Linked DNA regions of Homo sapiens: region 1 is linked to region 2. Evidence: read pairs that join two places in POLR2A ChIA-PET (ENCODE). Cell type or tissue: OCI-LY7. All regions are shown on one strand. Each heading gives the region's core, and the rest is flanking DNA. Links, peaks and the distances in the headings are about the cores only. Region 1 overlaps LOC105371767 (a long non-coding RNA gene). Region 2 overlaps PLXDC1 (plexin domain containing 1).

Region 1 (12,758 bases), core at 2,053-10,052, 100 kb after region 2:
GCCTGGTCAACGTGGTGAAACCTTATCTCTCCTAATAATACAAAAATTTGCCAGGCGTGGTGGCCCACGCCTATAATCCCAGCTACTCGGGAGGCTGAAGCATGAGAATTGCTTGAACCCGGGAGGCGGAGGTCTCAGTGAGTCAAGATCGCGCCACTGCACTCCAGCCCGAGTGACAGAGTGAAACTGTATCTCAAAAATAATAATAATGATATGATTAAATTCTAAGACATAATAAGGCGGGGGTCAAAGTAAGTTCAAATCTGGAATAGAGACCACTGGGCTGGTAGACACTTCACATTAGAAGCAAGGGCCAGGTGTCTACTCCCTGAGAACCAAAATTCCACCAGATACAATGAACAAAGTTTCAGAGAGAGAGAACATTTGAACATTTTATTGCAGAAACTGGCACACATACTCTATAGACAATACAACTTCCTTCCAGGCAAACTAGAGCCATAAGGCTTTTGGTCTAAGAGGTTTTGAAGGTGTGCAAGGGATACCTTCGAGTATGAGGGAGAGGTAAACAACCCACACATTCAGTTTGGTTCTTAAAGGTTGTTACTCAGACTTGACAGTTGATGACCAAGGAAGTAATACTTTCACTAGCAGGGCTGCCCAGGTTGGAAAGCTGAGAGCAATCAGGGCCGTCTCTTACAAGCAAATAAAGGTCTGTGGTAACTTAATTAGGATCTCTCAGTCTCTAAGCCTTCAGCACTGTGAAGCAGGAGCAACTCTGTTCAGGGACTCTTTGTTAATCATCAGGTTTCCTTTAGGCACAGCCTATAACATTTGTGCCACTGTAGAAGTGAATGGGGAATACAAACAATGCCATTCAATAGCATGACCACTTCCAAGGTTCACAGCAAAGCCGCTGATTATTGTATAAGAATCATACTTACGGCCTGCGCGGCAGCTCACGCCTGTAATACCAGCACTTTGGGAGGCTGAGGCGGCAGGATCACCTGAGGTCAGGAGTTCGAGACCAGCCTGACCAACATGGTGAAACCCCGTCTCTACTAAAAATACCAAAAATTAGCCAGGTGTGGTGGTGCATGCCTGTAATCCCAGATGCTCAGGAGGCTGAGACAGGAGAATCGCTGTAACCCGGGAGGCAAAGGTTGCAGTGAGCCAAGATCACACCACTGCACTCCCGCCTGAGCAAGAAGAGTGAAACTCCATCTCAAAAAAAAAAAAAAAGAAAAGAAAAGAAAGAAAAGGAAAGAAAAAGAGAAAAAGGTTTGGTTGGCTGGACATGGTGGCCCATGCCTGTAATCCCAGCACTTTGGGAGGCTGAGGCAGGTGGAGGCCAGGAGTTCAAGAACAGCCTGGCCAACATGGTGAAACCCCATCTCTACTAAAAATAGCCGGGTGTGGTGGCACAAATAGTGGAGAAAATTATGGATACCACCCTCCAAGTGATTGAGATTATTAATTCTAGGTAGCAGGCCAATTCAGACATATCCACTTATCCTCAATGGCAGGAGGCCTCTCATATCTCCTCACTACAACCCAGTTCAATATTTCTGTCTAAAGTCTAGGATTTCAATGTTGAAAGGAGAATAGGGTTGGTGAAAGAAAATCTACAAGGTTTGCCCTGATGATCCCTTTTGACCATCCATTGAAACCAAAGTAGCAATTTGTCAGTTCTTGGCATCGGGAACTGTTTAGGGCAATGGCCTGACATTGAACTGCCTTATGTCTGGTGCCGAGACGAAACTACAGTCACAAGAGATAGACCCATAAATATCACAACCTGCCAGAGATTTTATTTTGCATACACCTGACATTTATCAATACCAAGTGTGCAAAGAAAAGAAATTGTTTCAGTCTTCCCATTCAGTAGCTCCTGCTTGAGTATGTGACCTGAAGAACAGGTAAAAAGAACCCAACACCCATCCCCCTCCCCAAGTGACTAACCCGTGTTAAATGAAGAAATACACGTACCTCTATGAATTTTACAAGCAACTAAAACAACTAGAGGTTCATCTGCATTTATAAGCTTATTTGGGAATGCAAGTATCTACTGAGTGTTAATTCTTGAAATAATTTACACATTCCTGTGGATTTCTTACATCATCAATTCTTTTTGTTTTGTTTTGTTTTTTGAGACAGAGTCTCGCTCTGTCACCAGGCTGGAGTGCAGTGGCGCCATCCTGGCTCACTGCAACCTCCACGTCCCGGGATCAAGCGATTCTCCTGCCTCAGCCTCCCAAGTAGCTGCAACTATAGGTGTGCAAATCAATAAAGAATTAACTTTACTGTTAATTCTTATTAATTTCTAATACAAATAGATTTGACTTCATTTGTATCATTTGAATTTCATGAATATAATCATATACTACACTTAAAAAATAGACATATAAGAAAGAATTGGTGATGTAAGGCTGGGCACGGTGGCTCACACCTGTAATCCCAGCACTTTGGGAGGCCGAGGCGGGCGGATCACGAGGTCAAGAGATCGAGACTATCCTGGCTAACACGGTGAAACCCCGTCTCTACTAAAAATACAAAAAAAAAAAAATTAGCCGGGTGTGGTGGCGGGCACCTGTAGTCCCAGCTACTCAGGAGGCTGAGGCGGGAGAATGGCGTGAACCCAGAAGGCGAAGCTTGCAGTGAGCCAAGATTGCGCCACTGCACTCCAGCCTGGGCAACAGAGCGAGACTCTATAAAAAAAAAAATTAAATTACTTTCTCCAACTGAAGAGAAGGAGAAATGCATGTTGGGAAGGAGAAATGAAGACTAATTTTCGAATGTTGAGTGCTACCGGGAAGACTGGCCGGTATCATGAGTCACGGTGGAGTCTTTCTGGACAACCAGGATGCTTCAGAAGGACTCGGAGCTGCTGGGTGGTACAGACATTTGTCACCTTGGATAACCTTGCCACAGTTCTTGCTGGCAACAATTTCCCTTCATTTCACTGAAAAAAAAAAAAACAAAAACAAAAACAAAACCCTCTCAGGTGCCTTAGGCCTTTCCTTGATTTTATTTTAAAACATTATTCTCTTTTCTGTATTTATAAAAGGCAAAAAACACAGAAACTAGGTGTATGTGCTAAAGTAGAAAAGAACACTTAAACTAGATAACAGTGGGGGTCGAGTAGTAACCCCAGGCTCTAAGTTCAGTAAATAAATAAATCTAATATGAATTACATTTCTCCTCTCACCTGTCTGTTGAGTTGTAGAACATTTCCTTCATTGCTGCATCAGTGATGGGCTTTATGCTGTGAAATTCTCAAAACCTAAATCTTATGAAATGGTCTCAATGTCCAAAGAGCACTAAAAACTCATTACTTACAAAATGATACCAAGTAACTGTTTCATTTTTTTTTTTTTGAGATGGAATCTCGCTCTGTTGCCCAGGCTGGAGTACAGTGGCACGATCTTAGCTCACTGCAACCTCTGCCTCCCAGGTTCAAGTAATTCTCCTGCCTTAGCCTCCTGAGTAGCTGGGATTACAGCACGCACCACCACGCCTGGCTAATTTTTGTATTTTTAGTAGAGACGAGGTTTCACCATGTTGCTCAGGCTGGTCTCGAACTCCTGACCTCATGATCCACCCACCTCGGCCTCCCAAAGTGCTGGGAATACAGGCATGAGCCACTGCACCCAACCCGTTTCATAATCTTTACCGTACCTTTATATTTGAATGGCTATGTGAAATGGTCACAGGTTAGAAACATCATAGTCCAAAAGTTAAATAATACCTCGCAGGTAATTGTTTCAGTTACAGGAAGTGGAACCAGGACTGAAGAGGATTTTTATGGGTTCAGAATGGGAGAGTGTGTGCTGACTGGTTTGTGAGTATGCCAAAAAGGCTGAAAAAAAAAGGCACCACTTAAAGATGGGCACAGCGTAAAAAAACAGGGAAGAGTAGGCATATGTAAAATAGGTTAAAGGCAGGGATCGATCAGAGGAAAGCGTGCCAAACAGAAAGAGAGGTTCTCAATCTGTCCACGGATTTATCCAAGACTTGTAGCTTGGCTTTCAGCCTTTAAACTGTCTGGTTTGGAGGTCAGCTTTCATTGGGGACCCACCCCTGTCTGCCTAGGATCTGTCTGCCTCCTGCCGCTATCAATACCTTAACTTTAAAATATTGCCTAAAAAATGCTGACAATCATCTGAGCCTCTGGCAAGTCATGATCTTTTTGCTGGTGGAGGGTCTTGCCTCAATGTCATGCCTGCTGACTGATTAGGGTAGTGGTTGCTGAAGGGTTGGGTGGTCATAACAATTTCTTACAATAAGACAACAGTTATGTTTGTCACATTGATTGACTCTTCCTTTCACAAAAGATTTCTCTGTACCATGCACTGCTGTTTGATAGCATTTTACCCCCAGTAAAACTTCTTTCAAAATTGGAGTTGATCCTCTCAAACTCTGCTGCTGCTTATTAACTAAGCTTATGGAATATTGTAAATTCTTTGTTGCCATTTCAACAATGTTCATAGTATCTTCACCAGGAGTAGATTCCATCTCAAGAAACCACTTTCCTTGCTCATCCATAAGAAGCAACTCCTGGCCTGACGCGGTGGCTCACGCCTGTAATCCCAACACTTTGGGAGGCTGAGGCAGGCAGATCACCTGAGGTCAGAAGTTCGAGACCAGCCTGGCCAACATGGTGAAACCCCATCTCTACTAAAAATACAAAAATTAGCTGAGCATGGTGGCAAGTGCCTGTAATCCCAGCTAATCGGGAGGCTGAGGCAGGAGAACCGCTTGAACCCGGGAGGCAGAAGTTGCAGTGAGCCGAGATCACACCACTGCACTCCAGCCTGGGGCACAAGAGCCAGACTTCATCTCAAAAAAAAAAAAAAAAAAAAGGAGCAACTCCTCATCCATTCAAGTGTTATCATGAGATGGCAGCAATTCAGTTTCATCTTCAGGCTCCACTTCTAATTCTGGTTATCTTGCTATTTCCACAACATCTGCAGTTACTCTCCACTGAAGTCTGAACTCCTCAAAGTCATCCATAAGCATTGGAATCAACTTCTTCTAAATTGTTGTTGTTGTTTTTGAGATGGAGTCTTGCTCTGTCACCGAGGCTGGAGTGCAATGGCGTGATCTCAGCTCACTGCAACCTCTGCCTCCTGGGTTCAAGCAATTCTCCTGCCACGGCCTCCCAAGTAGTTGGGATTACAGGCACTCACCACCACGCCCAGCTAATTTTTGTATTTTTAGTAGAGACGGGGTTTCACCATGTTAGCCAGGATGGTCTTGATTTCCTGACCTCGTGATCTGCCTGCCTCGGCCTCCCAAAGTGCTGGGATTACAGGCGTGAGCCACCGCGCCCACCCAAGAGGAAGCACCATCTATGTCAGCAATAGCCTTACAGAATGAACTTCTGAAATAATAAGATTTGAAAGTGGAAATTACACCTTGATCCATGGGCTGTAGAACAGATGTTGTGTTAGCAGGCATGAAAACAACATTGATCTCCTTGTACATTTCCGTCAGAGCTCTTGGATGACCAAGTGCATTGTCAATGAGCAGTAATATTTTTTAAAGAATCTTTTTTTCTAAGCAGTAGGTCTCAACAGTAAACTTAAAATATTTGCTAAGCCATGCTATAAATATGTGCTGACATCCAGGCTTTGTTGTTCCATTTATAGAACACAGGCAGAGTAAATTTAGCATGATTATTAAGGGCCCTAGGATTTCTAGAAAGGTAAAAGACTATAAAGTCACCAGCTGCATTTGCCCCTATCAAGAGGGTCAGCCTATCCCTTGAAGCCAGGCATTGACTTCTCTCTAGTTATGAAAGTCCTAGCTGGCATCTTCTTCCAATAGAAGGTTGTTTCATCCACATTGAAAATCTGTTGTTGAGCGTAGCCACCTTCATCAGTGATCTGAGCTAGATCTCTCGACAACTTGCTGCAGCTTCTCCATCAGCACTTGCTGCTTCACCTTACACCTTTATGTTACAGAGACAGCTTCATTCCTTCAGCCAACCTCTGCGAGCTTCAAACTTTTCTTCTGAAGCTTCATCACCCCTCTCAGCCTTCATAGAATTCAAGAGAGTTGTGACCTTGCTCTGGATTAACTCTTCATCCAAATTAACTCTTCATCCTCAGCACCCAAATATATGACTCATAGGCAGTTCCACTGCATAAACAAACAACACAAAATGAGGAAATGGGGAGCAAAGTGCCAGACACTGCAAGTGTTTCTGGAATAAATTCCTTCCTGGCCTGGTCTTTGCAATCCAGATTGTCAGTTTCTGGGGAAAATAACTTTCTGTCATATAAACATCGGAGGAGCAAGGAGCGTAGGAGGCCTGGGACCATGGCTCAGGGTGGATTAGAATCAAGCACCAAAAAGCTTAAAGGAATTTCCGCTTTCCTTTGTTTATGGTGATTTACCAAAAGGCCTTTTGAGGAAGTAGTTCTGCCTTTGAGACCTTAGAGAAGCAGACAAGCTCCTGCAGGTTTCCTTCAAGCTTTCTCTCAGTTCTCCTCCTTGGGTCTGATTATTAAAAGACATAACCACCTCTGTGGTTTCTGTTACTTCCATCTTGGTTTCTTCTTTTCAAGCAACTGTGTGGATTTGACACCCAGCAATTACAAGAACCTGGATGAATGCAGGTCTCTTGCACCAGTTGTATTTCCTGCACTCTAGTAAAACAAAGCTCCTCGTCAGTCTGGCATAGCTGATACTCCCACTCCCGCCTCCACCCCTGCTCATCATAAAAGGATCCCTTGGATAGGACTTTACAGCTTTCAAGGCACTTTCACACGTTCAAGTCTTAAAGGCAGGGCAAGCAGAGCGCATGCAGAGATGGGGCCGTCCCGGCACCCGCTGCGGTCTCTCCCCCTGCCCAAGCCCAAGCATGATGCTGAGCTCAGTGCAAGTTTAATGATACTTTAGATTGATGGATCCCCTTAGTTTTCTAAACACTTTCTCAGAATATCTCATCTGATCATCATATTAAAATACAAAAAATTAGGCTGGCCGTGGTAGCTCACGCCTGAAATCCCAGCACTTTGGGAGGCTGAGGTGGGTGTATCACCTGAGGTCAGGAGTTCGAGAGCAGTCTGGCCAACATGGTGAAACCCCGTCTCTAGTAAAAATTAAAAAAAATTTAGCCGGGTGTGTTGGTGGGTGCCTGTAATCCCAGCTACTCGGGAGGCTGAGGCAGGAGAATCGCTTGAACCCTGGAGGCAGAGGTTGCAGTGAGCCGAGATCACGCCATTGCACTCCAGCTTGGGCAACAAGAGTGAAATTCCGTCTCGGAAAAAAAATAATAATAATAAATACAAAAAATGAGCTGGGCATGGTGGTACAAAAGTAATGCAGTTTTGCTATTGCTTTTAATGGCAAAAACCACAATTACTTTTGCACCATCCTACTAGTTCTTTGAGGTTGGCAAGGGGGGAATTCGCATCCCATTTCAGGGATGAAGGAAACTGAATCTCAGAGCCCTGAATGATTTTCCAAGGCCCCCCTGCAATGTAACCCTTCTGAGAAGATCTCATCAGAACTTCAACTCTGCCCACCACCAATAAGAGAACAATAAGAGCTAACATTTACTGAATGGCTCGCCTGGTGCAGGCGGTGCTTAGCGCCTCATATGTGCTCCACATCAGCAGGTAGAAAGGAAGTGGTTATCTTTAACCATTGTTGGATTCCCAAGGATGTCAGTCCAAACACGCTTCTTGGGCACTTATCCTGGGCCCAGGAAAGCAGTTCTGAAAATACAGAAAACAAGAACTAGTCGCACTTACAGTGCTTACTGTGGAGTCAGTGAGGCAAGATGAAATCACAAGAGGCTGGCGCAGTGGCTCACGCCTGTAATCCCAGCCCTTTGGGAGACCGAGGTGGGTGGATCACCTGAGGTCAGGAGTTCAAGACCAGCCGGACCAACATGGTGAAACCCCATCTCTACTAAAAATACAAAAATTAGCTAGGCATGGTTGTGGGCCCCTGTAATCCCAGCTACTTGGGAGGCTGAGGCACAAGAATCACTTGAACCCAGGCAGCAGAGGTTGCAGTGAGCCGAGATCACACCAGTGCACTCCAGCCTGGGCAACAGAGTGACACTCTGTCTCAAATAAAAAAAAAAAGAAAAGAAAAGAAAAAAAGAAATCACATGAAAGCAATGAGCCACGTGAACCTAATCCATGGGTAAGCAGGATGTGGTGTCATGATGTAGATTAGGTAATATCCACGGTTCCCAGCTCAAACTCTCTCTAACCATGTTTTTCCTCTACTCTCACACCACAACAATCAACACAGAAGGCTTCTGTGACCATGTGTGTGGAGGTTTGCCTCCACACACCAAGGACTGGACACCAGCTGGGTGTCCTCTAATTCTGTTCTGACACTATCTACATGGAGATAGTGTCAGATCCCACAGGCTGGGGGCTCAGTGTCCAAGACTGCCCCACTCCCACACCAGTCGCAAGTCCAGGCCTCCAGAACTTCTGGCCAACAGGCTTCAAGTTAGGCTTCCCATGACCCCTCTTTGGGTTCAATTAATTTGCTGAATCAGTTCACAGAACTCAGGGAGACACTTACATGTACTGGTTTATTAGAAGGATATTACAAAGGATACAGATGAAGATGATACAGAAGGGCTGGGCTCCCAACTAAACCCCACCCTTAAGCCTGGAACCATGGCCCTAGGTGAAAACAGCTGAACCCATTCTTCCACCCAAACGTTGCCTTTTTTGGCCTGCCCCGCCCCTATCCTGTTCCCATAAAAGACTTCAGCTGGCACAGCAACACAAGTGGCTGAGGGTCAGGATACAAGCATGTGAGCTGTGACCAGAGAAGCAACTGAGCATCGGAGACTACGGATAGATGCAGCTAACTTCAGATGGTGCAGCTTCTGAGAGGGGCCCAGCTGGAGACGGCCAGGCTTCAGGGAAAGATCACCTTCCCATCCCTTTTCCAGCCTCCCTTTCCACTGAGAGTCACTCACCACTCAATAAAGTCTTCCGCATTCATCACTTCTTTTTTTTTGAGACGGAGTCTCACTCTGTCTCTCAGGCTGGAGTGCAATGGCACGACATCGGCTCACTGCAACCTCCGCGTCCCGGGTTCAAGTGATTCTTGTGCCTCAGCCTCCAGAGTAGCTAGGACTACAGGCACGCGCCACCACACCTGGCTAATTTTTGTATTTTTAGTAGAGGCGAGGTTTCACCATGTTGGCCAGGCTGGTCTCAAACTCCTAACCTCAAGCGATCTGCCCACCTCAGCCTCCCAAAGTGCTAGGATTACAGGCGTGAGCCACTGCGCCCGGCCATTCATCACATTTCAAACAGTTCATGTGAGCTTATTCTTCCTGGATGCTGGACAAGAATCTGGGTGCCGAGAGGGCAGGGGCTCCCACTCTGACCCTCCACTGAGCTAGTTGGCACTCGACCAGCCCTGGACAGCAGAACTGAAAGAGCATTGGTTGTAACATGCTTGGACGCTGTGCGGGGCCCACACAGAACCTGATGCAGCCAGAGAGGAGCGAATGGCCGGTTCCAGCATTTGTCCCCTCGGGTTCCCACACTTATTCACTCACACTTTCCCTCCCATGAGGAGTGGTCAGTGACAGGCTGAGTGCAACAAGCCACTCCAGTTCCCACTCGCGAAGGGGGTTGAGGGAAGTATCCCATCTAAGAGACATGTAGGGTGAGGTGTGGGGGAAGGGGTACGGAGCTTCCACGCGCCCCCTGGGCCCATCACCCTCCAGGAAGCTCCAGTGTTCAGCTATCCAGAAGCTCACTGGGCCCTGTCCTCTTGGGGCTTGTTTTGTTTTGTTTTTGAGACAAGGTCTTGCTCTGTCACCCAGGCTTCAGTGTAGTGACGCAATCTCGGCTCACTGCAACTTCCACCTCCCAGGCTCAAGCAATCCTCCCACCTCAGCCTCCTGAGTGGCTGGGACTACAGGAGTGCACCACCAGGCCCAGTTACTTTTTTGTATTTTTAGTAGAAATGGAATTTTGCCACTTTGCCCAGGCTGGTCCCAAACTCCTGGCCTCAAGCAGTCCTCCTGCCTTGGCCTCCCAAAATGCTGAGATTAGAGGCGTGAGCCACCAAGCCTGGCCTCTTGGGTTTTTATGGAAGCTTCACGATGTCAGCATTCCTTCCCCCAGGGTGTGGTCTTCAGACTCATAGTCATGAAATCAGGGGAACATTCAGGTGAAAGGAGGGCAGGAGAAGGTCAGAGGCCTGCCCCTGAGGCCTAACATACCCAATGTTCTAACAAGACTGTAAGAAGGGCTCTGGGAGTTATCAGCCAGGAACAGCCCAACGAGTTCACCTTGCCTGCTGCCTAGACCGAGCCCGTTAGTCAAGACGGGAACTGCAATAGAGACAGTAATTCACACAGAGCCAGCTGTGTGGGAGACCAGAGTTTTATTATTTCTCAAATCAGTCTCCCTGAGCATTCAGGGATCAGAGTTTTCAAGGATAATTTGGTGGGTGGAGGGGCCAGTGAGTCGGAAGTGCTGACTCATTGGGTCGAAGATGAAATCATAGGGAGTTAAAGCTGTCCTCTTCCAGAGTCAGTTCCTGAGTGGGTCCACAAGATCACATGAGCCAGTTTATTGATCTGGGTGATGCCAGCTGATCCATCAAGTGCAGAATCTGTAAAATATCTGATCTTACTTCTTACAATAGTGATGTTGTCCCCAGGAGCAATTTGGGGAGGGTTAGAATCTTGTAGCCTCCAGCTGCCTGGCTCCTAAACCATAATTTCTAATCTTTCGGCTAATTTGTTAGTCCTACAAAGGCAGTCTGGTCCCCAGGCAAGAAGGGGGTTTGTTTAGGGGAATGAGCTGTTATCATCTTTGTTTCAAAGTAAAACTATAAATTTAAGCTCCTCCCAAATTTAGTTTGGCCTACTCCTAGGAATGAACAAAGACAGCTTGGAGGTTAGAAGCAAGATGGAGTTGGTTAGGTCAGATTGCTTTCACTGTCTCAGTTATAATTTTGCAATGGCAGTTTCAGAACCATAGATGAAAACCAATATATATCATAACACCACACAGACTACACTGTCAGAGTTACAGTAAATCAAAGGAGAGCGAAGATAGAAGATTTAGTGCTGCACTGTTCAATATGGCAGCTGCTAGCTATATGTGACCATTGAGCACCTAACACATGGCCAGTCTAAACTGAGATGTGCTGTAAGTGCAAAAAACACAACAGAGTTTTAAAACTTGGCACAAAAATAAGATTATAAACATATCTCGTTAATAATTTTTATATTGATTACATGTTTTGAGGACGTTGGGTTAAGTAAATTATTAAAATTAATTTGGTGGGGCACAGTGGCTCACACCTGTGATCCCAGCACTTTGGGAGGCTGAGGCAGGTGGATCACCTGAGGTCAGGAGTTCAAGACCAGCCTGGCCAACATGGTGAAACTCCGTATCTACTAAAAATACAAGAAATTAGCCAGTTGGGGTGGCTCATGCCTGTAGTCCCAGCTACTCAGAAGGCTCAGGCAGGAGAATCGCTTGAACCCGGGAGGTGGAGGTTGCAGTAAGTCGAGATTGCACCACTGCACTCTAGCCTGGGTGACAGAGCGAGACTCTGCCTCAAAAAATAATAATAATAATTTCACTTGTTTATTGTTTGTTACTGTTTTAGTGTGGCTACAAGAAAATTTTTAATTACATCTGAGACTTACCTCATACTTCTAGGAGTCAGGGCTGTTTTCAAATAATGATCAATGACCTTTTTTTTTTTTTTTTTTTTGAGACAGGGTCTCACTCTGTCACCCAGGCTGGAATACAGTGGTGCGATCTTGGCTCACGGCAACCTCCACCTTCCAGGTTCAAGCAATTCTCCTGCCTCAGCCTCCCGAGTAGCTGAGATTACAGGCACGTACCACCAGGCCTGGCTAATTTTTGTATTTTGTAGTAGAGGTGAGGTTTCACCATGCTGACCAGGCTGATCTTGAATTCCTAACCTCAACTGATCTGCCCGCCTCGGCCTCCCAAAGTTCTGGGATTACAGGCATGAGCCCCCGCACCCGGCCTATCAACATGTTTTAGATGCTTAACTAAACGCTAAGCGTGTTATGTGTGTTTCATTATTTAATATTTATGTAATCTTCACAATTTCATTATTATTTCATTTTACAGGTGAGGAAGCCATGGTTTAAAGCAGAGATCACCAACTGCTGGACCACAGACCTGCACGAGTTCACGGCCTGTTAGGAACCGAGCCACACAGCAGGAGGTGAGTGGCAGCCAAGGGAGCATTACTGCCTGAGCTCCGCCTCCTGTCAGATCAGTGGCAGCATTGGATTCTCATAGGAGCACAAACCCTATTGTGAACTGTGCATGCCAGGGATCCAGGTTGCACACTCCTTATGAGAATCTAATGCCTGATGATCTAAGGTGGAACAGTTTCATCCCAAAGCCATACACGGCAATCCAGTTCTTGGAAGAACTGTCTTCCACAAAATCAGTTCCTGGTGCTAAAAAGGTTGGGGACCACTGGTTTAAAGGACTTAGGCACATAGCTATTAAAAAGGATAAGTGAAATAAGCCAGGAAAGACAAACTTTACATGTTCCCACTTATTTGTGGGATCTAAAAATTTTAAAACAATTGAACTCATGGAGATAAAAAGTAGCCTGAGGGTTACCAGAGGCTGGGAAGGGCAGTCAGGGGTGGGTGGGAAGTGAGGATGAAGCAGGAAATGTCCCCAACCCCTTCACCGGTGGGAACCGGAGTGCATGGGCACTAGAACTAGCCGGCCGCTAGGGTGCCGGTGCTGGCAAGGACAGACTCCACTCACTCAGTCCTGCTTTGT
Region 2 (12,758 bases), core at 3,179-11,178:
TTATCCGTTTATTTATTGATAGACATTTAGGCTGTTTCTACCTTTTGGCTGTTGTGAATAGTGCTGCTGTGAACATGTGTAAATGTACTTAAATTTCTTTCCCTTTCTTTCTTTCTTTCTCTTTCTTTCTTTTTCTTTCTCTCTTTCTTTCTTTCTTGCTTTTCTTTCCTTTCTTTCTTTTCTTTCTTTCTTTCTTTCCTTCTTTCTTTCTTTCTTTCTTTTCTTTCTCCCTCTCTCTCTCTTTCTTTCTTTCTCTCTCTCTCTCTCTCTTTCTTTCTTTTCTTTCTTTCTTTCTGACAGAGTCTTGCTCTGTCGCCCAGGCTGGAGTGTAGTGGCGCAATCTCAGCTCACTGCAACCTCCGCCTCCCGGGTTCAAACGATTCTCCTGCCTAAGCCTCCCAAGTAGCTGGGACTACAGGCGCGTGCCACCATGCCTGGCTAATTTTTGTATTTTTAGGAGAGACGGTGTTTCACCGTGTTATCCAGGATGGACTCGATCTCCTGACCTCGTGATCCACCCACCTCAGCCTCCCAAAGTGCTGGGATTACAGGTTTGAGCCACTGTGCCCAGCCTCTTTTTTTTTTTTTTTTTGAGACAGAGTCTCGCTCTGTCGCCCAGGCTGGAGTGCAATGGCATGATCTTGGCTCACTGCAACCTCTGTCTCCTGGGTTCAAGCAATTCTTGTGCCTCAGCCTCCCGAGTAGCTGGGATTACAGGTGTGTGCCACCACGCCCAGCTAATTTTTGTATTTTTAGTAGGGATGGGATTTTGCCATGTTGACCAGGCCGGTCTTGAACTCTTGGCCTCAAGTGATCCACCTGTCTTGGCCTCCCAAAGTGCTGGGATTACAGGCGTGCACCACCGCATCTGGCATGAGTATCTGTTTTTTTCTCTCTTTTGAGATGGAGTCTTGCTCTGTTGCCTAGACTGGAGTGCAGTGGCACAATCTCGGCTCACTGCAACCTCCACCTACCAGGTTCAAGCCATTCTCCTGCCTCAGCCTCCCGAGTAGCTGGCACTACAGGCGCGTGCCACCACACTCAGCTAATTTTTCATACTTTTAGTAAAGACAGGGTTTCACCATGTTAGCCAGGCTGGTCTCGATCTCCTGACCTCGTGATCTGCCCACCTCGACCTCCCAAAGTGCTGGGATTACAGGCGTGAGCCACTGCACCCGGCGAGTATCTGTTTTGAATTCCTTGGGATCTATACCTAGAAGTGGAATTGCTGGGTCATATGGTAACTCTGTGTTTAACTTTTTGAGGAACTGCCAGACTGTTTTCCACAGCAACTGAACTATTTTACATTCCCACCAGCAATGTATGAGGGTTCCGATTTCTCTACATCCTCGCCAACACTTGTTATTTTCCCTTTTTTAAAAAATTATAGGGCTGGGTGCTGTGGCTCATGCCTGTAATCCCAGCACTTTGGGAGGCCTGGGTGGGCGGATCATCTGAGGTCAGGAGTTTGAGACCACCCTGGCCAACATGATGAAACCCCGTCTCTACTAAAAAAATACAAAAATTAGCTGGGCATGGTGGCTTGTGCCTGTAATCCTAGTTACTCAGGAGGCTGAGGCAGGAGAATCGCTTGAACCCAGGAGGTGGAGGTTGCAGTGAGCCGAGATCGCGCCACTGCATTCCAGCCTGGGCAACAAGAGTGAAACTCTGTCTCAAAAAAATATATATATACACACACACATATATATACATATATATACACACATATATATATACATATATATACATATATATACACACATATATATACATATATATACACATATATATATACATATATATATATATATACACATAGAGAGAGAGAGAGAGAGAGAGAGACAGAGAGAGAGAGAGAGAGAGAGCTGTCCTAGTGGGTATGAAGTGGTACTTCATTGTAGTTTTGATTTGCATTTCCCTAATGAATACTGATATTGAGCATCTTTTTTTTTTTTTTTTTTTTTTTGTGAGATGGAGTCTCACCCTGTCACCCAGGCTGGAGTGCAGTGGTGCGATCTCCACCTCCTCGGTTCACGCCATTCTCCTGCCTCAGCCTCCCGAGTAGCTGGGACTACAGGCGCCCGCCACCATCATGCCCGGCTAATTTTTTGTATTTTTAGTAGAGATGGGGTTTCACTGTGTTAGCCAGGATGGTCTCAATCTCTTGACCTCGTGATCCGCCCGCCTCGGCATCCCAAAGTGCTGGGATTACAGGCATGAGCCACTGCACCCGGCCTTATTGAGCATCTTTTCATGTCTTTTTGGGCTATTTTTATATCTTCTTTGGAGGAATATCTATTCAAGTCATTTGTCCGTTTCTTCCCCCTTGCCAATTTTTTAATTAGAATGTTTGTCTTTTTGTCTTGGGCGAGTTTCTTAGCCCCTCTACTGAGGAGCCCATTTCTTCATTGTCTAATGGGGATGCTATTGTCTGAAGTGTTATTGCAAAGGTGTTGTGCGGTAATGTCCATTCAGGGCCTAGCACACAGTGGGAGTGGGAAGCATAAGCTGACTTGGAATTCGGCTCTGGTCTAGGGGATCAACTATCCCGGGTTTCCCAGGATGGTCCCGGCTTTAGTTCTGAGAGTCTGGCATCCTGGAAATTCCTAAGTTCTATGTAAACTGGGGCAGTTGCTCACCCTCCTCAGGTCCCAGATGAGGTAGACCGTGCGTATCCTTGCTGGGCCTTAACTCTAAACCTGTTTCCTCATCTGTAAGGTGGGACTGATCATTTCTCATAGGGTTGTTCTAAAAATCAGATGCACTGATTGCTTGAGAAAGTTAACTAGAAAGATCCCTCCCAGATCTTACCTGAAAGTACAAAAATAGGATTGTAGTCACAAAAGAGGATTTCCTGGCCTTGAAGCTTCAGGTGTTATCTTTCATATTCTTAATACTCTTCAAGGTGTGGGAAGGGACCGGCAGCACTGGCAGTGCCTGGGAGCTCGTGGGAAATGTGGAATGTCGGAGTCCTCAGACCTGCAGAATCAGAATCCGATTCCCAGGTACAGTAGGTCCTCCAATGACATCGTTGTGGTCACCGTTGTTTTGTTGTAGTGTTGATGAGAAAAAAATAAATGGATTCCCAGCTGGGGGCACCACTGATGTGGAGTTTGCATGTTCTCTTCACGTCTCCGGGTACTCTGGTTTCCTCCCACATATCAAAGATGTGCACTTTAGGTTCACTAGAGTGTCTAAGTTGTCCCAGGATGAGTGAGCGTGAATATGTGTGAGTGCGCCCTGTGATAGAATGGGCTCTGAGTCAGTTCCCGCCTTGTTCCCTGAGCCGCTGGGATAGGTTCCAGCCACCAGAGACCCTGAACTGGAATAATTGTGTAAATAATTATTCTAACTTGTTTTTATGAGTCTTTTTTAAATGTATGTATTACATAACTCACATTTATGTCTGTTTAATATTAGAAGTGTTTTGGTCTTTATTTAGTAGTTTGACTTTATTTAGAAGCAACTGGAAATATGCCCTAGGAACTTAACTCTTGCTTATATCAATTACTTTATGGTAAAATTGGTTTCATTATACGTTGCTTTGCTTACAGTCAAAGTTTCCAAGAACCCATCAACAATGTTGAGTGAGGCCTTACTGTAATTCACATGCACACTCTTTTTTGTTTGTATGTTGGTTTTTTTTTGTTTGTTTGAGACGGAGTTTCACTCTTGTCACCCAGGCTGGAGTGCAGTGGTGCGATCTTGGCTCATTGCAACCTCCACCTCCTGGGTTCAAGCGATTCTCCTGCCTCAGCCTCCCAAGTAGCTAGGATTACAGGCATGCGCCACCACATCCGGCTAATTTTTATAGTTTTATTAGAGACAGGGTTTCACTATGTTGGCCAGGCTGGTCTCGAACTCCTGACCTCAGATGATCCGCCTGCCTCAGCCTCCCAAAGTGCTGGGATTACAGGTGTGAGCCACCGCGCCCGGCCCATGTGCACTCATGTTTGAGAAGCATTGCTTTATACCAAAGGCTACGAAGCAGAGGAAGTCATCCAAGATATGGAAAATGTATCAACAAGTTCATCACAGTAGTATTTATAAAAGCATCAAAATTGGAAGCTACCTAAATGCTCAATAAAAGAGAAATAGTGAAGAAAATTGTGAGTTTTCTCCTGAGTGGACTGTCATGCAGCTGTTACAAATGATGTTTGGAAATACCTTGTTTACCATCAAAAGCTGCTTTTGATATCATGAAATGTGACAGAAGCGGTCCATGAAACTGCATGATCAGCAGAACTGTGACTGTGAAATTAACATACATATAAAAAAACACTAGAAGAAAATAGGCCAGCATGGGACCAGATGAGGGATGGGGAAGGCCTGTTTTTGTTTTTGTCTGTCCTTGTCCTAATTCTCTGTGGCTATATGGTCTATATTTACCCTATCACAATCCCTCAAAAAGCCCACATTTGGGTCATTGCCAGGATAGGATGATTTTTCCATTTCCATGAACTGTTAGGGGTATTAAGAAATGCTTAATACCCCCAATGCCAGTCCATATCCTCTGTACAAGCCTAATCCAAAGCCCTGTTTCCAGGGCTTTCTTAGGTCAGCCTCACTCACTCTGACATCTCTCTACCCCAGACCCTCAGCGAGGCAGAGCTCTTTGTCCAGCCTGGATCTCCCCTTGCAGGGTTATACCAGGGGACATACTTCCTGCATTTCTGTGATGACAAATGTTCTGTGTGGGTTTATTTCAACCTGAGGTTTGGCTATGTCCAGAGGGCAGCTGGGGGTTATTGTATGGATACATGAGGTGAGAGAAAATAATAACAGGGGACATTAAAAGGAATTGCGCTTCAGGCCTGTAATCCCAGCACTCTGGGAGGCGGAGGGAGGGAGGATTGCTTGAGCCCAGGAGTTTGAGACCAGCCTGGCTGATAGGGTGAGACCCTGGCTCTATAAAAATTACAAAAAAAGTTAGCTGGGCGTAGTGGCCTGTGCCTGTAGTCCCAGTTACTCAAGAGGCTGAGGTGGGAGGATCACTTGAGCCCGGGAGGTGGAGGTTGCAGTAAGCTGAGGTGGCACCACTGCACTCCAGCCTGGGTAACAGAGTGAGACTGTCTCTAAATAAATAAATAAGCCCTTCCTGAGTGCCAGCCTCATTGTATGGCTTTATGTTTAATCCACACAACTACCTGATGAGGCAGGCATGTCTCTCTTTAGCTATCTGGAACAGAGAGGTGAAGTTGCCTATTCAGGATCACACAGCCAGTAAGTGGCAAAACCAGGACAAGAACCCAGGTCTTTGCCTTCAGAGCCTAAGCTCTTTCTCACAATTTAACTTAATTTAATTAAAAACTTTTTTGAGATAGGGTCTTGCTCTGTTGCCCAGGCTGGAACACAGTGGCGTGAACATAGTTCACTGCAGCCTTGACCTCCTGGGCTCCAGTGATCCTCCTACCTCAGCCTCCCTAGTAGCTGGGACTACAGATGTGCTCCACCACACCCAGCTAGTTTTGTCTTTCTTTGTAGAGATGGAGGCTCCCTATGTTGCCCAGGCTGGTCTTGAACTCCTGGCCTCAAGTGACCCTCCCTCCTTTGCCTCTCATAGTATTGGGATTACAGGCGTGAGCCACAGTGCCCAGGCAGTCTGAGCTCTTACCCACCGTCTCTTCAGGGACAAAAATGAGTGACGTGTTGATGCAGAAGGTACTTCTGGACCAGGACCTCTGAAACTGTGCTTTGCAAAAAATCCCCTTGGAAGTGCTTCCAAAGGCAGATGCCGATTCAGCAGGCTTGGGGTTGGGCCCAATAATCTGAATTTCTAACGGGCTCCCAGTGATGCTGATGTTGCGGCCCAGGGGTGCTCTTGGAAAAGCAGGATCTAGAATGCATTTCTGTTGGCCTTGTAAGGCTTCCTGGTATATGTGCCCTGCGATCGAAGGGCAGGGACTGGGATGTCCCCCTCCCCACAGTAATCCCATCCACGCCTCCTGGGTTGGACCCAGCTGCCTCAGCACCATCCTGACCAGCCTGGCCAGCCAAGCCTCTCTAGCAGCCCTGCAGGACGTCCTTGGTTGCTTGCCCCAGCATTTCCTCCTGCCAGTTGGCTGGCAGGTGATGGGCCGACTGTGACAGCTTAGCCAGAGTTCCTGTCCAGAAATGTCTTGAGCTCAGCCAAGGTAAATGCTGCCCCGCTGTCAGAAATGAAGTGCCTGTCGGGCCTCTGGGCATGACTAATTGAGGCGGAAGAAATACTGTAACTGCTGACGTTTCAGATGGAGCTGGGGGTTGCTTTGAGGAGGCAGCCTCCACAATCAAGCCCTTTCCTGGAAAGGCCCAAACAAATCAGGGTAATAGCTCCCACTTCTCAAATACCTCCTGTGGGCCAGGCACTGGGCTAAGAGCTTTGTGTTGATATGTTTTGTCTAATCCTTTCAAGAAACCCCTTTCAAGAACCTTGCAAGAGGCCAGGCGCGGTGGCTCATGCCTGTAATCCCAGCACTTTGGGAGGCCGAGGCGGGTGGATCACCTAAGGTCAGGAGTTCGAGACCAGCCTGGCCAACATGGTGAAACCCCGTCTCTACTAAAATTACAAAAATTAGCTGGTGTGGTGGCTCACATCTGTAATCCCAGCTACTTGGGAGGCTGAGGCAGTAGAATCACTTGAATCCAGGAGGTGGAGTTTGCAGTGAGCTGAGATGCGGCTATTGCACTCCAGCCTGGGCAACAGGAGTGAAACTCCGTCTCAAAAAAAGAGGAACCTTGCAAGAAAGGTCACTGATGAGGGAACTGACCCTCAGAGAAGAGAGGAATGCTGGACACCAACCATTACATAATGGAGCCCATTTTGGAACTTGGGTCTGTCTTACTCCACAGACAATATGTTTGATCCTAGAGCAATGGTTTTCGAATTGTGCTCCATGGAACCCCGAGGGTCTGAGGAGCGCTTCACGGGCTGCTGTGGGAGTGAGGGTGGCAGAAAAGGAAGTAGCACAGCAAGCTAGGCTCCAACCCTTCTCTGTCCTTCTCCCAATGTGGCTTTACTTTGATGTGATTTGTGTATTGAGCTTCTATGAAAGATTTGTTGGAAGAAATGATTTCAGGACCAAAAATGTTTGAAATCCATATCACACTGCCTCCCAAAACAAATGTGGATTATTGATCAGGGCTTCTTGCACACATTTCAAGGAAACATCATTCCATTTGGTGGACTTGCCAAGCGGCGTGGCTCGTGTAACCCTCACTGAGCTCCTTTGTAATGTCAAGTCATCCTGGTCAGAGCTTCTACAATGGGCTGTGAATTGTGTGAATTCCTTGGGAAGGTTCACTGCCAGGCAAGGTCTCCGCATCCTTTTTAAGAGGCACATCAATATGGATTATAGTGACCATACCCTGGGATAGACTGGCCTGGTGTTGGGGGCCTAGGTTCCTGCTATCTTGCGGCTCTGCCTTCTAAAACATGTGCTTTCCATTTTGTAGCTCAAGATGGCTATTTCAGCTCCCACCATCACATCTGCATCCCAGCCAGGCAGAGAGAGGGCACCCCAGTCTTTTTTTTTTTTTTTTTTTTTTTTTTGAGACAGAGTCTCGCTCTGTCACCCAGGCTGGAGTGCAGTGGTGCGATTTGGCTGAAGTGATTCTCCTGCCTCAGCCTCCTGAGTAGCTGGGATTACAGGTGTGCCTCACCACGCCTGGCTAATTTTTAAATATTTTTAGTAGAGACGGGGTTTCAACATGTTGGCCCGGCTGGTCTCAAACTCCTGACTTCAAGTGATCCGCCTACCTCGGCCTCCCAAAGTGCTGGGATTTCAGGCGTGAGTCACTGCACCCAGTCCCCCCCCCCTTTTTTTTTTTTTTTTTGACAGAGTCTTGAACTGTCAACCAGGCTAGAATGCAGTGGCGTGATCTCAGCTCACGACAACCTCCACCTCCTGGGTTCAAGTGATTCTCCTGTGTCAACCTCCCGAGCAGCTGGGATTACAGGCGCCCACCACCACACATAGATAATTTTTGTATTTTTAGTAGAGATGGGGTTTCGCCATGTTGGCCAGGCTGGTCTCGAACTCCTGGCCTCAAGTGATCTGCCGGCCTCAGCCTCCCAAAGGGGTGAGCCTCCGGACCCGGTCACCCATTCTTATTACGGGCAATCTTTCTGCTCATCTTCCATTGGCCAGACATAGTCATGTAGCCATACCTAGCCATAAGGAGGGCTGGGAAATATGGTTTAACTGTGTGACTGTGTGCCTAGCTATAACTGGGAGCCTCTGCAACTCAAGGAAGAAGGAGAGAGTGGTTATTGGGAGGCAGTTATTAGTCTTTGCCATGGGTGGGGTTCCTCCATCAAAACTGCCCATGTGGGTGGCAGCGTGATAAGGGGCCTATGGTGGCAGTTGGGAAGTATCCCCAAAGTTGGTGAATTTCAAGCCATGGGACTCTTTTTCCCAATGGCCAGCCAAGAAGCTAGCAGTGATTGACTTTAGAGAAGAAGAATCACAGTGGTGTTGGCAGAGAAATCAAACTAGGAGGTTTATTCTGAGCCTCTATGAGCGATTGCAGCCTGGAGAAAACACAAACCCAAGAAGCCTTGAGTAAGTGATCCTGAGACAGGTGACAACTCTGCTTTATACATTTTAGGGAAGCAGAAGTTACCGGCAAAGTCATAAATTAATATATGGAGTTTATATGTTGCTTTGGCCCAAAAAAGGTGAGCTATCTTGAAGTGAGAGCTCACAGGTCATAGGTGGGTTCAGAGATTCTTTAATTTGCAATTGGTTAAAGGAGTAAGGCTTTGTTCAAAAACCTGGAGTCAGTAGAGGCCAAGTGCAGTGGCTCATGCCTGTAATCCCAGCACTTTGGGAGGCCGAGGTGAGAGGATCGCTTGAGTCCAGGAGTTTGAGACCAGACTGGGCAACATGGTGAAACCTTGACTCTACAAAAAATTTAAAAATTAGCTGGGTGTTTGGCCAGGTGCAGTGGCTCATGCCTGTAATCCCAACCCTGTCTCTACTAAAAATACAAAATTATACAAAATTAGCTGCGCGTGATGGCGCATGCCTGTAATCCCAGATACTTGGGAGGCTGAGGCAGGACAATCACTTGAACCCGGGAGGTTGCAGGGAGCCGAGATTGTGCTATTGCACTCCACCCTGGGCAACAGGAGCAAAACTCTGTCTCAAAAAAAAAAAAAAAAAAAAAATTAGCTGGGTGTGGTGGCATATGCCTGTGATCCCAGCTACTCAAGAGGCTGAGGCGGAAGGATCACTTGAGCCCTGGAGGTCGAGGACTGAGGCTGCAGTGAGCCATGATCAGGCAAGAGAGTGAGACCCTGTCTCAAAAAAAAAAAAAAAACCTAAAATAAATAAAAATAGAAAACTTGGAGTCAGTGGAAAAGAATGTTTAAGATAAAGAAGTTTGCTAATCATCATGTGATCTGCCAATCATATCATGCCATGTATCGTATGATCTGCCAGAGTCACATCATCTCATGCCTTATCTGATATGTCATGTGATATGTCAGAGCAAGACTCAATATGCTGGGTCAGGCCAGGCGCAGTGGCTCACACCTGTAATCCCAGCACTTTGGGAGCCCGAGGAGGGTGGATCACCTGAGGTCGGTCTCTACTAAAAATACAAAATTTAGCCGGGCGTGGTGGCGGGTGCCTGTAATCCCAGCTACTTGGGAGGCTGAGGCAGGAGAGTCGCTTGAACCTGGGAGGCAGAGGTTGCCGTGAGCCGAGGTGGTGCCATTGCACTCCAGCCTGTGTTACATGAGCGAAACTCCATCTCAAAAAACAAAACAAAAAAGCGCTGGGTCAGAGTGGCCTGCAGGGGTGCGTGATTTAACCCGTGCCTGTCATGGCCTTAGGTCCTCTTTATAATTTGATATCATATTGCCACAGAGTCCATTCTGTCTGTCTTCTGATCTCTATTTTAATATTAATGCTGGTAGTTGTGTCTAAACTGCAAAAGGGAGGGGTTACAATGAGGTGTGTCTGGTCTCCCATCCCATTATGGCTGGGAACTCAGCTTTTCTGGGGTCTCATTGGCCAAGAGGGGGTCCATTCAGTTGGTTGGGGGACTTAGGATTTTATTTTTAGTTTACAGTGGCTGATGTGTTGCCAGGGAAAAGTTCTCCCAGAAATTTAGTTTCTCAGTTCTCTCTTCTCATTCATATTCTTTTTAAAAATGAAGTTAAAAAAAAATTTTTTTTGAGACAGGGTCTCACTCTGTCGCCCAGGCTGGGGTGCAGTGGTGCGATCTTGGCTCACTGCAGCTTCAACTTCCCAGGCTCAAACGATTCTCCTGCCTCAGACTCTGAATAGCTCGGACTATGGGAGCACGCCATCACCCCTGGCCAGTTTTGGTATTTTTTGTAGAGATGGTGGTTTCAACATGTTGCCCAGGCTGGTCTCGAACTCGTGAGCTCAAGTGATCCACCCACCTGGGTCTCCCAAAGTACCAGCATTACAGGCCTGAGCCTCCACGCCCGATCTAATTTAATTTTTTAATTGACAAATAATTGTACATATTCATGGGGTACATAGTAATGTTTCAATACATATAATGTATAGTGATCAGATCAGGGTAATTTGCACATTCATAATCTCAAACACGTACCCTTGCTTTGTGGTGGGCTCATTCACACTCTTGCTGTCTGTACCAGTGAAGGACTGCCTGGGCTCACCCTGGAGGTTTTTCCTCTGATCACCTCATAAGCAAGGCTATTCTATTTAAGGTCCTTTTGGTTCTGAGGAGCTATTTGAGCTGTCCCACAGAGAAGGATTATCGTGAGGGTGCAGAAGACGATCATGGGAGACCCAAGGGCTGGACATGAAGGACAGCCAGACCTCAAGGAAGCTGGAAAGCTGTTGGGAACCAGGTCCCCTCCCCCAGTTCTTGCCTCCTTTTCATTAATTCATCATATGTTTATTGAAGCCAAATGTATATAAGGTCTGCCTTTCCTTTCTGTGGATCAGAAGTCTTCTGCAGACAGCTCAGGATGGTTTCGGTTCCTTTTTTTCTTTTTTTCTCACAGACTCTGTTCATCTTGAATGGTTTCAGTTCCTAAGTCTCCAAGATCTTTCAACTCAGCTCTCTTGCTGCCAGCTTCTCAGTTTCCCAATTTCACCCTCCCGGGTGGTGATCTGATTGGCTCAGGCTGCACAAGCTGTAGATTGTAGGCTTCCAATAGATGAGCTGCTTTTGAATCATGTGATTACCTATGTCCAATCAGTCTGAGGAAGCACAGGGTCATGTAGGAGACTGTGATGGGTGTAGTCAACTCAGCAGGGCCTACGGGTCTGGGGGCAAACGTCATTGGGATGGGGATGGAGCATCCTAAAACATGTCTGGTACAAGGATATTATTTAAAATATAATGTCACACCTGAAATTTTAGTTAGCAGGGCTCCATACAACATTGATGTTTCAGGAGCATCAGAAATTGTAGACTAGGCGGACATGGTGGCTCATGCTTGTAATCCCAGCACTTTGGGAGACCAAGGTGGGTGGATCACCTGAGGTCAGGAGTTCAAGAACAGCCTGGCCAACATGGTAAAACCCCTGTCTCTATTAAAAATACAAAATTAGCTGGGTGTGGTGGTATGCACCTGTAATCCCAGAGACTCTGGAGGGTGAGGCAGGAGAATCGCTTGATCCCAGGAAGCAGAGGTTGCAGTAGCCCAGATCTCACCATTGCACTCCAGCCTGGGCGACAAGAACGAAACTCCATCTCAAAAAAGAAGAAAAGAAAAGAGAGAGAGACAGACAGACAGAGAGAGAAAGAAAGAAAGAGAAAGGAAGGAAGAGATTGAGAGGAAGGAAGGAAGAGATTGAGAGAGAGAGAGGAAGGAAGGAAGGAAGGAAGGAAGGGAGGGAGGGAGGGAGGGAGGGAAGGAATTCTAGACTAAAAGGACTGGCTCTAGAACGCCGCGGGTAGGTGGCAATAGCTTTCATTGCATCACTGATGCTCAGCCCTGAGGAACCTGGGTAAACTCTGGCCTCATAAAGAACTGGATGGAGACAATCAATACAGGCAATGGAGCAGCCCTGCCCCAGCTGAAGTCTCTTCTTTTTCATTCCACAAGGCCTGAGTGGTTGGCAGAACTGTTGCACCTCCCTGGGCATGTGGACAGATTGGAGGATGCTGGCCAATCAAACCCTTTACTCAGCTCTGCTTCCAGAAAGTAAAAGGCATGTCTCTTGGTTTTGTTTTGTGACAATGTCTTGCTCTGTTGCCCAGGCTGGAATGCAGTGGCATGATCATGGCTTACTGCAGCTTTGATCCCTTGGGATCAGGCAATCCTCCTGCCCCAGCCTCACAAGTAGCTGGGACTACAGGTGCATGCCACCATGCCCAGCTAATTTTTGCATTTTTTTTTTTGTAGACTTGGGGGGAGGGTCTCACTATGTTGCCCAAGCTGGTCTTGAACTCCTGGATTCAAGCGATGTTTCTGCCTCAGCCTCCCAAAGTGCTTCTTGTCTTTTGAGAGTACTGGTTCATTGGTTGGATTCAGATGGCAAGTGGACATTGCGGTTGACTTTTCAACATATATTTTACCTTACAGCCTTGTACAATAGGAATGGGATCTTGGGTTCCATGATAATCCTACCCCCCAGCTGGTGTTTGGTTTAGGTGGAAGCTGTTTAGCATCTAGGGCTTCCTAGTCCAGAGGTGGCAGGGGACCCAGGTTGACCCTGCCATCTTGAAGCACACGTGTTCATTCAGTGGTCGGGGAGAGGTGTGCTGTGCCTGTCTTGCTTCCATGAGCCAGGGCTAGTTGCCACTGTCTGCCATCCCGTCAC

Evidence for each region. ChIA-PET counts read pairs that join two places held together with the same protein. Peaks named below come from ENCODE experiments on the same cell type or tissue, not always from the same donor. Only the 100,000 strongest peaks of a DNase experiment are listed, where the experiment ranks them.
Region 1: POLR2A ChIA-PET joins it to region 2 with 6 read pairs; 2 of 35 experiments call an interaction of 5 or more read pairs at or near these places.

Annotation. Positions count from the first base shown.
Region 1 is chr17:39,012,355-39,025,112 of GRCh38, reverse strand. LOC105371767 (a long non-coding RNA gene) reads left to right here. Exons shown (of 3, transcript NR_188621.1): 2 at 12,084-12,180. Among named protein-coding and RNA genes, the nearest start is that of LINC02079, 8.4 kb to the left of the region's middle. RefSeq lists an enhancer at 12,264-12,758. In OCI-LY7, for the core only: no CTCF peak of the experiment used is centred there; a DNase peak (open chromatin) is centred at 6,402.
Region 2 is chr17:39,117,152-39,129,909 of GRCh38, reverse strand. All of the region lies in intron 2 of PLXDC1 (plexin domain containing 1), which reads left to right. Among named protein-coding and RNA genes, the nearest start is that of PLXDC1, 28 kb to the left of the region's middle. RefSeq lists an enhancer at 10,675-10,724. In OCI-LY7, for the core only: no CTCF peak of the experiment used is centred there; a DNase peak (open chromatin) is centred at 11,019; H3K4me3 peaks cover 429 bases; H3K27ac peaks cover 497 bases.